2 separate regions of the Homo sapiens genome follow, and region 2 is linked to region 1. A link is a loop called in an ENCODE intact Hi-C map of the cell type or tissue named here. Cell type or tissue: HCT116. All regions are shown on one strand. Links, peaks and the distances in the headings refer to the core of each region. The heading gives the core; the rest is flanking DNA.

Region 1 (2,916 bases), core at 183-2,682:
CTTCTTTAAAATGTTGATGCTCTTCTTGAAAAATCTTTTTTTTTTAAATTTAGATAGCCTGTATTTCATGATCCATGTTCTTGAAAAATCTCTACGAACTTATATTCCTGCCAAAGGTATATGTAGATGTGCCCGTTTGCCCATCCTTTTGCCAATAACGGGTTTCATATTTTTCAGTTTTGCTAGATTTAGAGAGGAAAAAAGTGCTATCTCATTATTCTTTCAATTTTGCAGTGATTTGCTAATGACTTTTTAGATGTTGATTCTGTAACCCAGTGTTTTTACTAACTTCCAGATTTGTGTCCCCAGCAATGAGGACAAGCATTTTGATTAGAGTCCTCTAGCTCCTCATTCAAACCAGGAATGAAGACTCGGAGGACAGAACCTAGCTGGGCTCTGTTTTAGTTGCCCTAAATTAACACCTTATTTAGGATGGATCTGCTACCTAGGAAATGAGGGTGAGAGGGCACATGGGGGAGTCATAGCCTAGGGCCAGGTTCCCAGTTTTGTAAGTGCCTCGTTCTTTGCGGGGCAGCCTCGGAGACTGCCTCCTGCAGACAAATCTCACAGACACCTTTACTATGTGGACCAGAAGAGCTGAGACAGCCAATCCCCAGACACCAGGATCCGGTCAGCCCTGTGATCCTCCGGGTCAACACTCTGTTTCAGGAACTGGTGGATCATTTGTTCCCAATATTGTCATCCTCAGGGGTGGCTGCAAGTCTCATATCCTAGACTGTGGACACATCTTCTAGTTCCTCCAACTCTGTTCCTGTCAGCCCCTATCTTCCCAGGCGGCAGATAATTTGGTTCCTCTAATCATTGTGGGTCTAGAACAGAAACCCTGAGCTCTATCTAAGTAAGACTGGAGGGCTGGGCATTCCAAATTATTGCACAAAGAGTCCGCAGCTTTTTTTCCAAAAGTAGTTTTTTGTTTGTTTGTTTATTTGTTTGTTTTAAATCTCATGTGTCCACAAAGGTCTCCAAGAAAATCTACTGAAGACACAGCTGCAGAACATTCAGAATACTGAAATCCATGGTGAGCAAGTCCACAGAGGGGAAATGCCTCCAAGACAGTGGCCACACCCAGGAGACTGAATGAACAAGCTAGATGAGCTGGCCTTCCAACTGGTTAAACCAGGACTTACCCAGATGGCATGAAACGCCACCATTTTTTTTTTTTTTAACTGAGCCAGCACTGGGGCAAGGACTTTTCCTACTTGATTTAATCTACTCTTTGACACACCCCTTATAAGTAGGCAACCCTGTCCCTGTTTAAAGACAAAGAGACAGAAGATGACAGAGGTTAATTTAATCAGGGTCACAAAGCTCGAACACAGCAAAAGTGGATTGGAAGCCAGATCTTTATCATGACCCTATACTGTAGTCTTTTTCCTGGGTCAATGGAAGCATATGGTCCTTGTCACTCATCTCCCAGGACACCTTACAGCCCCATGCGAGCTTGTTCACCTGCAGAGGCCCAGAGCACTGGTTCCTGAGTCTTCTCCCAGTAAGTAGGAAGTTCCTCAACACTGCACTGCTGTTACAACAAGTAACCAGCAGATGGCAGTGTCCACCAGCCCTCCCTGATTCGTCCCAAACCCAAGGGCTCTGAGATGTCCCTTTTGGAAGGCTTCTGGTAAAGAAGCTACCTTTCTCCCTTCTTCTCTGTTGCCTCTCCTCCCCCTCCCGGTAGCCTGGGGCACAGGGGCAGGCCACGCCCAGCGGCCTGGGGCCAGAGCTGTGGCTGACCCCAGTGTGGATGCCAGAGCTGTTGCTCTGAGTAACCTGGGGCCGGGTATCACCAGTTGAGCCTGGGAAATTCCTCTAGCTTCAGGAAGCCCAGCCCTGGGCATCCTATGGGGCTAAGCCAGAGCCCGCTGCAATCTTCCCACCTTGCTGTCCCAGGTCTTTCTGTGGGAGACATTTGCAGCAGATTTCTGGACTGAGAGGAGTCCATCATCACCAGACCCAGAGAGGGTGGATGGCTCTGCAGGCTGTTGTCATCAACTTCTGTCCCTTGCCTTCCCTGGGAGACCTAACCCAGAGCCCTATCTCCTCACCTCCAAACCTTTCTCCAGCTCTGAGTCAAAAGGCCCAGAGGCTACGGTGGGTCCAGACAGAGGACAGGCTCCTGGCTGGGTCCCAGGCAGTGGACCCATCTCACACTCTTCCCGTCTTTCACTGCAAACCCTGTGGACGTTTGATTGTCAGCCTCACTGCACATCTGGGGTCTAAAGCCAGGAAGGGTGAGGAACTTGCAGCCCAAGTTTAGAGGCACGATTTGAATTGAGGTCTCTTGACTCTCAGGATTATCAGTTTTATGTTCCAAGTTAGTGCATGGCTGCAGGGACCCAGCATCCCCAACAGAGGAGAGGGGAGGGCAAAGGCTGACCCTCATTATGTTGCACCCACAGGGTGCCCTAAGCAGAGGTGAGGCAAGACCCTCTGGGCTGCAATGGAGAACAAAGGCCCCTGATCACAGGGGGACCCAGGATAGAAGATGGCTATGATGCCAAATGACAGGCTACTGATCACATCCCCTTGTTGGGGACTTGGCTTCTGCATGTGGACAATGTAGAGTAGGTTGCCTCTAAGGGATCTTTTAGTTGTCTTGTCATCAGACATGGGGCCAGGTGTCTGGGTATGGCAGGAGACCCTGGGCAAGGCTGAGTAGGCTACAGCTGGGGCTTGCCCAAGTTCCCGTACCTGACAGTCGCTTCAAAATGGCTGTAGCTGGCGGGATCCAAGACTAACTCCCTAAGTAGTATCAATCTAGTGTTGTAGGTTCCCAGATGACATGCAAACTCCCCACAGCAAAGGTACCTTCGAGAGATGTGGCTCTCCTAGTAGTAGTAGAGAGGACTTCCTCACAACCGGGTACAGGAAAGCACAACCGTAATCCCAGAACTTTGG
Region 2 (2,916 bases), core at 254-2,753, 460 kb after region 1:
GGACCCGGGAGGCGGAGGTTGTAGTCAGCCTAGATCGCTACACTGCAGTCCAGCCTGGGCAACAAAGAGCAAAACTCTGTCTCAAAAAAAAAAAAAGAAAAAAAAGCAATCAGGACAGGTTTTCTCTAAGAGATATGGCAAGCACATCATAGGACAAGAAGGTAGACAGGAGCTTAGGGGAAGGGGCAGAGCTGGGGGTTTCAGGAAATATTAAGAAAAGGAGCTTGAAGGCAATGAGGGTGGAGCTGGCTGGCTGCTCGACCACCTGGAGGGCTGTGCTGGGGAACCAGAAAGAGCTGTGTGGGAAGGAAAGGGATTGGAGGTTAGGCACAGTGGCTCATCCCTGTAATCCCTGCGCTTTGGGAGGTGGAGGCAGGAGGATCTCTTGAGCCCAGGAGTTTGAAACCAGCCTGGGCAACATAGCTAGATCCCACCTCTAAAAAAATATTAAAAATCAACCAGGTGTGGTGGCATGTGACTGTAGTCCTTGCTACTTGGGAGGCTGAGGTGGGAGGATCACTTGAGCCCGAGGTGGGAGGATCACTTGAGCCCAGGAGGTCAAAGCTACAGTGAGCCATGATCACACACCACTGCACTCCAGCTGACAGAGTGAGCCCCTGTCTGAGAAAAGAAAAAGCTTATCAAAATGTGCAAAACCTTTATAATAAAATCTCCAAAATATTGCTGAGAAATCTAACAAATAAATAAATGACTATTTGGATTTGTTGTTGTCTTCAGATGGAGATGACATTCTTTTACAGCTTTCTTTATTAAAACATAAATAAATAAATAAATAAATAAATAAATAAATAAAGGGAGTGGGATGAAACCTGGGCCTTGGAGAGGGAATAGGATAAGGAAGTCCTAGAGGAGGTTGGGGAAGAGAAGAGCCTGGGTGTGTATGGGAAGCCATAGCCTTCTGCCTGTCTAGGAGGAAGGCCACAAGGCCAGGACACTGTTTCTGGGAGCAGATAAGAGATACAGTGAAAAGGAAGCATGCTTCCTTTTCATGTCCCACTTACAATGGTCTTGTGGACCAGATCTGGTGATATGTATACCACATTTTCAGAAAAATTTCAATAATATCATTTTTATCAGCCTCAGAGCTATCTATTATATGACCAGAATGTGTTCTTGTTGGACATTTATATTGTTTCTAGTTGATGTTTGTATGAGCATGCTGTACTGAATGTCCCTGTAGCTAAGTCTTTGCTCACGATGGCAATAATTCCATAAAGAGAAATTGCTGGGAATGGGAGAGTGAGTGTGGGGAAGGGGAATGCCAGAGCAAAGGACATAAACAATTTTAAGGTTTCAGATAAGTAATTTTCAAATTGCTCCAATTAACATTCTAACACAAGCATATGATGATCTCTGTTTCCCCATGTCCCATTATCACCAAGTATTATTTTAAAAAAAGGTGAGATTTAATTACATCTTAAATAGAAAAGACATCTTTCTTTAAAAAGTGACAGGATGACTGCAGATGTACAGGCATCAAGAGAGATTATCAGTAGGCAAGTTCATGCTGCCTCCCGGTGGCCACATAAAAAACTGACAAGATAGAAAACCAAGTCCAACCAGATAGGGACTATCTAAGCAAGTCATCAATGTTAATTTATTTAGAGCTAAAGTTTTAGAAAGTGAGTGGAAGAAACACAGAATAAATGGACTTGATCTTAGCATATTAGAGGATATGGGAGCAAGAAGAAAAACATTCTTACCACTGACTAGAACATGTGACATGATAGTGCGTGATGCACTCAGAGATGATTTATTAAACTGAGTGATAACAAAAAAAATTAACTTTTCGATGTCAGGCTCTGAGGAAAGATCACTTGCAACTTCCTTGAAGGGGCTATGGGACTATCTATATCTTGAGTATTTCACATCTGTTTCTTCTACAAGACAGTGAAGACAACAAGGTGCAGTCTTCTAAGGTAACTATTGCCCTGAAAAGAATACTCCTAAGAGTAATTATGTATTCTGTGTCTTAGACTATGTTTAGGGAAGAAAGTTTATTTTAACATTGAAATTGTTTCTGTGTGCAAAACACTGTGCTCTCTAGGGACAAAGCAGGAAAGGAAAAGGGAAAAGTTGCGAAGACAAATGACGGTTTTTATACTAAAAGGAGTTATCTTCTGCTGTTTTCCAGAGTTCCATCCTCTTCTCTGTTTATCTGTTTCTGCATGATCTCATCTACTCCCAGGACTGCAAATAGCACTTGCACAGTAATCCACTTGCTTACTGAATCTTTGACTTAGATTCACTGTGGATAAACAATATGCTTAGTATTATTTCCATGAGACTTGATGTTGGAGAAACACACATCAAATAATCATATCAATAGGCATGTATTTATAGATTATGATAAGTAAGGGAAAAAGTTCAGGTTACCATGAGAATGTATAACTTAGTGGTTCTTAAATATTTTTCTCTCATACCCCTAATGCTCTCATACCTGTAATGATTGATAATTAATTTACTGATAATTGGGTACTTGCCTAGATTCTTCAATCTTTTTTTAAAAAATAAAGTACTAAAATTAGAGACTACCTGACTTGAAAAATGATTTTCTACCTAGCCATTAGAATGGTCTACAATCTTAATTCCTGGGAAGCTTAACAAAAGGACTTAAAAAAATTATATGTGTTATTATTTCACCTAGATATGCCTTATTTAACACATATGCTCAGAAAACATACTGTTAATTTTAAGATACTTTTTCAAAACTTTTTTCAATGAGGTATAACATATATATATATAAAGTGCACTCATCTTCAGTGTACAGGTCAATGAAGTGTTTTTGTTTGTTGTTGTTGTTGTTGTTGTTTTTGTGTGTGTGTCTCACAGAAATTTGAATAATATGGAAAAAGACACAATGGCCCTACAAAGGCAGGCTTCACAATGCTACTA

Evidence for each region. Peaks named below come from ENCODE experiments on the same cell type or tissue, not always from the same donor. Only the 100,000 strongest peaks of a DNase experiment are listed, where the experiment ranks them.
Region 2: a loop joins it to region 1, with 16 times the contacts of the local background. A loop is called at or near these places in 57 of 110 quality-filtered maps.

What each region holds. Positions count from the first base shown.
Region 1 is chr2:20,660,098-20,663,013 of GRCh38, forward strand. No RefSeq gene overlaps it. Among named protein-coding and RNA genes, the nearest start is that of GDF7, 5.6 kb to the right of the region's middle. In HCT116, for the core only: a CTCF peak has its summit at 1,550 (motif pointing right); a DNase peak (open chromatin) is centred at 1,564; H3K27me3 peaks cover 1,044 bases.
Region 2 is chr2:21,116,964-21,119,879 of GRCh38, forward strand. No RefSeq gene overlaps it. Among named protein-coding and RNA genes, the nearest start is that of TDRD15, 5.5 kb to the right of the region's middle. In HCT116, for the core only: a CTCF peak has its summit at 1,545 (motif pointing left); a DNase peak (open chromatin) is centred at 1,538.